Regions from separate parts of the Homo sapiens genome. Here region 1 is linked to region 2. Evidence: read pairs that join two places in POLR2A ChIA-PET (ENCODE). Cell type or tissue: Panc1. All regions are shown on one strand. Links, peaks and the distances in the headings refer to the core of each region. The heading gives the core; the rest is flanking DNA.

Region 1 (4,393 bases), core at 285-4,284, 110 kb after region 2:
GGGAATCAGCCAAGGGACAGAGCCACCAACACGTTCATGGGCTCATCCACCCATTCATTGCGCGTTTTTTGAGTGCCTGATCCTGTGCTCCCTATTGTGGAGGTTCGCCAGGAAACGGGGTCTCACCCTCCGAGGCAAAGTCACCAGTGTACAACACAAGCCAGTGTCAGATGGGGGCCCCAAGTCATCAAAGACATTAGGGCTGGAAAAACTGGCGGGGAAAGCTGCAGGTGGGACGGCGGGAATCAACCCGGGTGCTCTGGAAGGAATGGGATGTCATCAGGCGGCAGAGAAGGGAGGTGGAGGACCGAGCTGGGTTTATTCAGGGCACCATCCCCCAGCAGAGGATGTGGGGAGGGACCGGTTGAAGTACAGCCTTGAATCACAAATTTAGGAATTTGAATTCGCTCTGTCACTCGGAGAAGAAACTATTGAAAGTTCTTGACAAAGGGAGATAAGCGATTTAAGTGGTATCCTGAATAATCGGTTGATCGTTACTTTGGCACTAGGGTGAAAGTAGAGACAGGTAAGTTATTAGAGGACCAAGTCTAAAACATTGAAATGAAAGAAGGAGCAAATCCTGATTATAAGATTGGCATTGAAGAGGAGAAGAAACGAAGTTAAAATTGAGTTCAAGGGTTTGCACTTGGAGGACTGGAAAACCAGTACTGCCTTTTGACGTCAGGGAAGAGGATCTGGGACAGCTGGAGTTGGATATGTTTGATGTCAGACCTATCAGCGGTCAACAGGACGTCCCCGTTTCCTGTCAGCAGCTAAAAGTAACGACCTTGAACCTAGTTTATAATAATTTTTCAGAAAACAGCAAATTCTGTATAAAATTTAGGGGGCATGAGTTCTGAACCAGCAAAGACAGGAAGAAAAAGCAAAGGAAACATGCCTTCTAAGCAAAACACTTTTGATTTACTCATGAGAACTTGTCTTTTTCTTTTGAATTCATTCGCCATCAGAAATAACATTTATTACCCATCAGAGACAGCATGTGTTCTACAAGTATTCATTCATTTTGCACTCACAGTAACCCTAGGAAACAGACCTTCCCTGTTTTACAGAGAAGGGGCATAGAGGCCCAGAGAGGTTAAGTCATGTTGCTAAGGTCATGCAGCTGGGAGCCGGTAAGTGACCCTAGGTGTTCCAGCTGCAAGGACCCCACTTATAACCACTGCATTAAGTGCCCTCTGTTTACTACCTTTTACTGCAGCCTGCAGTCTGTTGTCAAATATGGTGCTTTTCCTTCAGTTCCCTCCCAACAATACAGCACTGTGAGCCCCCAGCCTGCTCCCCAGAAGCACTTCTGACTCTACTCTATGCCATCTGTGTTTCTGACTATTTCTGGGCTTCTGGGCCCCAGCACTGCCTGTTTCAGCTGCTACAGGATCTCTGTATGGAGATTCTTCTCTATCTTCACCCGCACGTGACACGGGCCCCACGACTTCCCCATGCCCTGTGGTTGAGGGAAACCCCAAGCTCAGTAGGCCTTTTTTGGCCTGTGCCTTCAACACTCCTCCTTCAAAAAACCCCACCCCAGCCTCTGTCACACATCAGAGCTGTCTCTGAAGCTGTAGTCTGTGCCTGGAATGCTCTTACCCTTCTCACGAATTCTCTCCCTTTTTGGTACTCAGGCAGCTTCTGAAACTCCTATTGGTCCATCCATGGGACTTTCCTCAGCAACTACAGGAGGAGAGCAGTTCTCTACTTTGCTGGTTCAGCACAGCCTGAATCCAACCTGGCTGAGGTCAAGGCTCTCCATTTACTGGCTGTATAAGCACGGGCAGGTTTCTAAGCTTCAATATCCTTGTCACTTGTATGGGATGTTCATAGTTAAAATCGAAGGATTGTCGTGAGGATTAGATAAGGTGATTCATTAAATGCTCCTAGCTGGGCACAAAGTAAGTATTCCGTTAATATCAAACCATCGTTGTTACCTAAATGTACAGTTTTCGTGATTCTTATTATGTCAATATTTACTGAGAATCTACCATGAGCCAGATTCTATACTAGAAATTCAAAATGCCAAGACCGTTAAGGCACAGTCCTTTCTTTGAGAAGCTCACAATCTATCAGGGAGACAAACACAACAATAACAGTGCGATGCTTTAAGAAATACACAAACCAACAAGAGATATCGCTTGTTGAATGCTGCTTCTGCTAGATGCTTAATGTAGCATTCAATTTAATACTAATAACTGCACAAGCTAGTAGCCCTATGTAGTGAAAACAAGGTTTGCAATGATTAGATAACTTGCCCAGTTTTACACAGGTAGTGAAAGAGCTAGGATTTGAATCCAGTTTGTCCGACACCAAAGCTATTATTCTTTCTGCCGCGCCATCCTGCCCATCTATGGAAGGAAAGGTTTCTCCCTTTATTTCCACCCACAAGATCTATTTGCTCCATTGTTTATACATAATGCTCACGATCTATCTGTGCATGCTTGTGCTCCTTTATTTCATCAGTATCTCTTGGCCTGAGTAAGTCCAGTATATACGGTAAATTCTCTGTCATTTACTATTTATAGCCCTGCACTCGCCTCACATTGCCCAGTCCTTGTAGGACGTAATATTGATGCTGTGTCTCCTACTAGGACAGTGTGTCCCTGTCACTCCTTTAGAATTAGTAGTTCCAAACACATTCATCATCGAATACTTACTTTTATATTGTGCTCTGGACATTTTCTAAGTGTATATAATAATTCGGTCTTTTTCTCTAGTCATTTCGTATGTTTTTCGGGGATAAGAGCTCATTGGGGGCAAGGCCCATGTGCTTTATTTGTTTTCCTGACTTCGCAGAGCCTAGCCCAATGCTGCATACACATTAATAATGTGCACAGTTCTTAACCATTTAAGAACTCACTGATATGTTTAAGAATCATCTGATATCTGCAGTACCAATGGTACCCATAATTCTGTAATATACCAGCTTTAAAAAAAAATGAAACCTTGCTCTTTTGAGATTTATACTCTTTTCTTGATGGCTGTCATCCTGATGAGGCAGAAACACAAAATTTAAGAAGCAGGTCTCAGGCTGTGTGTCTATAAGAAGCCACGGTAACTTTTCTTTTTTTGTGTGTTTGATTTTTGAGATGGAGTCTCCCTCAGTCACCCAGGCTGGAGTGCGGTGGCGTGATCTCGGCTCACTGCCACCTCCACCTCCCAGTTTCAGGTGATTCTCCTGCCTCAGTCTCCTGAGTAGCTGGGATTACAGGCATGCCACCACGCCCGACTAATTTTTGTATTTCTAGTAGAGATGGGATTTCATCATGTTGGCCAGGCTGGTCTCGAAGTCCTGACCTCAGGTGATCCTCCTGCCTCAGCCTCCCAAAGTGCTGGGATTACAGTTGTGAGCCACCACACCCGGCCCCAAGGTAACTCTTCTCTCTGACGATTCAGACAAAAGTCCAGGCAGCTGAGTGGGAAAATAGCTCAATTGGCTATTGCTCTGAAGGAGGCATTTGTTCTAATCTCACTCTCCTGTGAGGATTGGTAACTGACCATGTATGGCCATGGAGCTTTCTTTTATTTTCCAGATGTCATATAGATGTGAATGTATTAGTGTTCCAATTCCAGGGAATTCGCCTAATTCATGAATTTTTTTTTTAATTTTATTTGAGACGGAGTCTCGCTCTGTTGCCCAGCGTGGAGTGCACTGGCGCGATCTCGGCTCACTGCAAACTCCGCCTCCTGGGTTCACGCCATTCTCCTGCCTCAGCCTACCGAGTAGCTGGGACTACAGGCGCCCGCCACCACGCCCGGCCAATTTTTTTTTTTTTTTTTTTTTTTTTTTTTTGTATTTTTAGTAGAGACGGGGTTTCACCATGTTAGCCAGGATGGTCTTGATATCCTGACCTCGTGATCCGCCCACCTCGGCCTCCCAAAGTGCTGCAATTACAGTCGTGAGCCACCGAGCCCGGCCAATTCATGAGTATTTTAAACAACCCACACTCAATTGTGATCTCAGATAAAAATGACACCCTTGGCCGGGGGCGGTGGCTCAAGCCTGTAATCCCAGCACTTTGGGAGGCCGAGGCGGGCGGATCACGAGGTCATGTGATCGAGATCATCCTGGCTAACACGGTGAAACCCCGCCTCTACTAAAAAAATACAAAAAATTAGCCAGGCGTGGTGGCGGGCGCCTGTAGTCCCAGCTACTCGGGAGGCTGAGGCAGGAGAATGGCATGAACCCGGGAGGCGGAGCTTGCAGTGAGCCTAGATCGCGCCACTGAACTCCAACCTGGGCGACAGAGCGAGACTCTGTCTCAAAAAACAAAACAAAACAAAACAAAACAAAAAAACACTCTGACAAAGGATGAGAGTGAAGCAGGATTTGGTGTTCACTTTATTCTGTTTTCAAAGGCGATTAGGATAAAAAGTACCTTGG
Region 2 (4,393 bases), core at 225-4,224:
CTAAAGAGCATTTGGATGGAAAGTTTGAGATGTCCTAACAGTTGAGTGCTACTATAATGTTTATTTCATGGGGGATGAGGAGGTGGGGAAGGAGGGGTGGAAACAGGCGGGAAGGAGGGGTGGAAACAGGCTGGGAGGAGGGGCCAGAGGGTACCTACAAAAGCTATATATTATCCTTTATTTTGCTTGACCAAAGCAACCAACAAAATGTAACTCCAGGTTTCTAAGAGCTAATTTTAGAATACTTATTAAGATTCCTCCCCATTCCCTCAGCACCCTATCAAATACTAAGACTGGCACTATATTAATACAGGTGACATCAAAGGACTATAATCCATCTATCTTTTTGACCCTTGGCCCATTTGCCTTATTCAGAACAGCAAAGTTGTGGTTATCGGATGCCACCAAGTGCATCTGATGCTATGTCCCCAAAAGCTCCTCTACAATTGTGTCCATTGGCACCACTGGTCTTGTTGGTAATCACAGTGGGAAAAGCCCCTGATGAGCTGGATGTCACTTTATTGCTAACAACCTCTTTCTCCCTCAAATTCTTGTTTACCCTCAAAAGTGACTCTCTACATTGGCGTTGACTTTGGGAAAATGCCCTGAGCTGTAGGTACTCTTAAGAGTTGTGCACTTTTCAGAATGTACATTATCCTTCAAGAGATTGTTTATTTAAAAAATGTATTTATAAATGAGATTAGACTGTAATATCACTGACGACTAAACAGTGGTCATTATTTTAGAGTGTTGCAGTCAGCGCTAACCTTTTTTTTTTGTGCATCGATTTTTCCAGTGTTCTGAGATCTTGTTACTGGTGGCGAATCCATACAGGTCTGCAGCAACCTCAATTCTTGCCTCTTCAGAACACAGAATTCAACCAAGGGACCTAAGGCAGAAGGAGAGACCAAGGCAAGTTTAGAGCTGGAGTGAAAATTTCTTGAAAAGTTTTAGGATAGGAGTGAAAGGAAGTTAAGTACACTTGGGAGAGGGCCAAGAGGGCGGCTTGAGAGACCAAGTGCATTGTTTGACCTTTGACTTGGGGTTTAATACTTCAGCATGCTTCCAGGGGCTTGCGGTCCTTCTCCTCTGATTCTTCCCTTGGGTGGGCTGTCCGCATGCGCGGTGGCCTGCCAGCGCTCAGGAGGGGCCTCAAGTGCAGTGCGTTTACCAAAATTGTGCACAAGCTCACTTGAGGCGCTCTTTCCTTACCAGTCGAGTGTTACTAGAGGAAGGTCGTATACCAGTTAAACTCCACCAGTTTGCCTCTTAGTGTGCGTGCTTAGCCTACTCGCCCACCTCCTGAGATCTTATCGGGAAGCTGCTCATCACCAGTTTCAGGTATTTTCTGTCTATTGGGAGACAACATTTCCCAGGCACTTGCTACAACCAATTATTATTCTAGACAGTTAACAACTGCCTGACCATCACTAGATGGTCGCCTGACATTCCTGGTGTGTGCAGGGGGCCCTCTCCTGCCCTGCTTGTGTCTGACTAGCTACCTACTGTAACAATCTCATGAAATAACTTTTGTCAAACAACTGGAACAATTTATCGTAGATGGAAATACCTATTACTGTCTACAGCTTGTCAGGGATGGGTGCATGTGTTTGAAACTCAGAGAGGATGTTTTACCTCAGGAGATTACCTAATGATGTATAAACCCTTTTACTCACATGGCCTAGTGATATGATTTCATAGTCTAAGATTTTCAATGAGTTAAAAAAGCTGATGCATTTTATTTTGTCTTCCATGAATCCTTGCTTCTCTAGCATATAGATTTTTTTTTTTTTTAGCTCATGTAAGAACAGGGGTCGGGTGCAGTGGCTCATGCCTGTAATCCGAGCACTTTGGGAGGCCGAGATGGGCGGATCACCTGAGGTCAGGAGTTCGAAACCGGCCTGGCCAACATGGTGAAACCCCGTCTCTACTAAAAATATAAAAATTAGCCAGGCGTGGTGGTGCACGCCTGTAATCCCAGCTATCCGGGAGGCCGAGGCAGGAGAATTGCTTGAACTTGGAAGGCAGAGGTTGCAGTGAGCAGAGATCATGCCACTGTACTCCAGCCTATGCAAGAGAGTGAGGAAAAAAAAAAAAAAAAGAATTGGGGCTGGACACAGTAGCTCTGTCTTGGAAAAAAGCTCTGTCTTGGGAAAAAAAAAAAAAAAGAAGAAGAATTGGGGCTGGACACAGTAGCTCATGCCTGTAATCCCTGTACTTTGGAAGGCCGAGGTGGGCGGATCACTTGAGCTCAGGAATTTGAGACTAGCCTGGGCAATATGGTGAAACCCCGTCTCTACTAAAAATACAAAAATTGGCCAGTTGCGGTGGCTCACGCCTGTAATCCCAGCACTTTGGGAGGCCGAGGTGGGTGGATCACGAGGTCAGGAGTTCAAAACCAGCCTGGCCAAGATGATGAAACCCCATCTCTACTAAAAATACAAAAATTAGCTGGGTGTGGTGGCAGGGGGCCTGTAATCCCAGCTACTCCGGAGGCTGAGGCAGAGAATTGCTTGAACCTAGGAGGCGGAGGTTGCAGTGAGCCGAGATCATGCCACTGCACTCCAGCCTGGGTGACAGAGCGAGACTTGGTCTCAAAAAAAAAAAAAAAAAATTAGCTGGGCATGGTGCCATGTAGCTGTGGTCCCAGCTACTCAGGAGGCTGAGGTGGGAGGATTGCTTGAGCTGGGGAGGTGGGGGTTACAGTGAGTGGAGATCATGCCATAGCACTCCAGCCTGGGTGACGGAGTGAGACCCCATCTCCAAAAAAAAAAAAAAAAAAAAAATAGAAAAGAAAAATAATTGGGGCTTAAAACTTTGGGTCTCTGTTTTCAGTGTTCAAAAAGTCTCTGGATTCATTGATGCTAATGAGGTTGATGAACATTTCAGAACCTGTCTGTTCCTTCTGTTTTATGATCGTGACTGAGTTTTCTGGAGCTGTCAGGTAGGAGCTAGGCCACACATCTGGGGCTCGGCACCAGAAAAGGTAGGCTGGAATTGCAGGAAGACAGGAGAAGCTACTGGTTCTTTGCTGAGAATGTTAGAGCCGTGTTCTCTCCGGGTTAGAGAGCACAGGATGAGCGCTGTGCCTGGGTACCAGTCATTCTGTGAGGAAATGATGGGACAGCCCTCTGCCTCTTCCCTTCCTGCAGCACAGGCAGGGATATAATCCATAATTAATGGTCATTCCTCAGGAATGGAGTTCAAGGAGCCTGTCTTTCCCGTCCCCATATTCCCCCTTAAAGAGTGGCCCATTGTTGACAGCCATATCTGAGACTGTTTAGGCAGCATCTCCAGACCTTTGCACACACTATTTATTCATTTATCAGGAATGCCCACTCTTCTATCTGCTTGGCAAACTTCTCTTTCCCTTCAAGACCCAGCTCAGGCACAACATTCCCTATCCCCCGATTAACCTCTGCACCCTGCTTTAAGCCCAACATTTGGCACAAAGCAGGTGTCCAATGAATGCATGACACATGCATGCACTTTCAGGAAAGAAGACATGGCATGCAGAAAGAGTGGGCTTTGGCAACTGGAGAAAGCTCAGTTTGAATTCTAGACCTGAAATTTACCAACTGTGAGACCTTAAGTGGCTTAACCTCCCTGTGTCTCCATGTAATCATTCATGAAATGGTAACAGCAATATTTATCCCCATAGACTTAATAAAGGTAAGATCATTTTGTGAATGTTAAAGCACTATACAAAAGTAAGAAACAGCAAGCACTTACTGTGTTCTTGCTATATGCAATGCACTTTCACTGATCTCATTTAGCTCCACAATAAAAATGAGATGAATAGTAACATTCTAATTTTACAAAAAAGCAAAAGGAGAGTCAAAGAGGTAAAGGGACTGGCCCAGCAGATGGCAGGCCCAGACTCGCTCTCAGGTTCCTCCCACTCCAAGTCCTATGCTCCTTGTGCACAAGGGTGGAACACACTCTGCCTGGTGCGCTACAGGAAAGAGCACAATGATCTGAGATGATGAGCCCAGCAGCTCATCTACAGTTGGGTGTAGCTATAGGGCTGACAATCCAACTCTCGCTTATGAATTATTCAAGTCTTAACCCCATCGGACCTCTAAACACACCAAGTATAACTGTTGATCTCAAATTTCACAAATAGTTCTTTTCCCTCTCCTAAAGGATTCCACATGTATCTCAATGCCACAAAGGTGTTTCCTGCTCAAATTAGGCTACTTCCCAATAGGACTGAGTTCACTTTTTTTTTTTTTTTTTTTTTTTGAGATGGAGTCTCTCTCTGTCCCCAGGCTGGAGAGCAGTGGCGCAATCTCGGCTCACTGCAACCTCTGCCTGCCGGGTTCAAGCGATTCTCCTGCGTCAGCCTCCTGAGTAGCTGGGACTACAGGCATGCACCACCATACCTGGCTAA

Evidence for each region. Peaks named below come from ENCODE experiments on the same cell type or tissue, not always from the same donor. Only the 100,000 strongest peaks of a DNase experiment are listed, where the experiment ranks them.
Region 1: POLR2A ChIA-PET joins it to region 2 with 12 read pairs; 2 of 35 experiments call an interaction of 5 or more read pairs at or near these places.

Annotation. Positions count from the first base shown.
Region 1 is chr1:236,065,550-236,069,942 of GRCh38, forward strand. No RefSeq gene overlaps it. Among named protein-coding and RNA genes, the nearest start is that of NID1, 2.7 kb to the left of the region's middle. In Panc1, for the core only: no CTCF peak of the experiment used is centred there; a DNase peak (open chromatin) is centred at 2,552; H3K4me3 peaks cover 297 bases; H3K27ac peaks cover 322 bases.
Region 2 is chr1:235,957,115-235,961,507 of GRCh38, forward strand. LINC02768 (long intergenic non-protein coding RNA 2768) reads right to left here. Exons shown (of 3, transcript NR_183724.1): 2 at 768-889. LOC105373215 (a long non-coding RNA gene) reads left to right here. Exons shown (of 5, transcript XR_002958490.2): 5 at 797-1,828. Among named protein-coding and RNA genes, the nearest start is that of LINC02768, 13 kb to the right of the region's middle. In Panc1, for the core only: no CTCF peak of the experiment used is centred there; no DNase peak of the experiment used is centred there.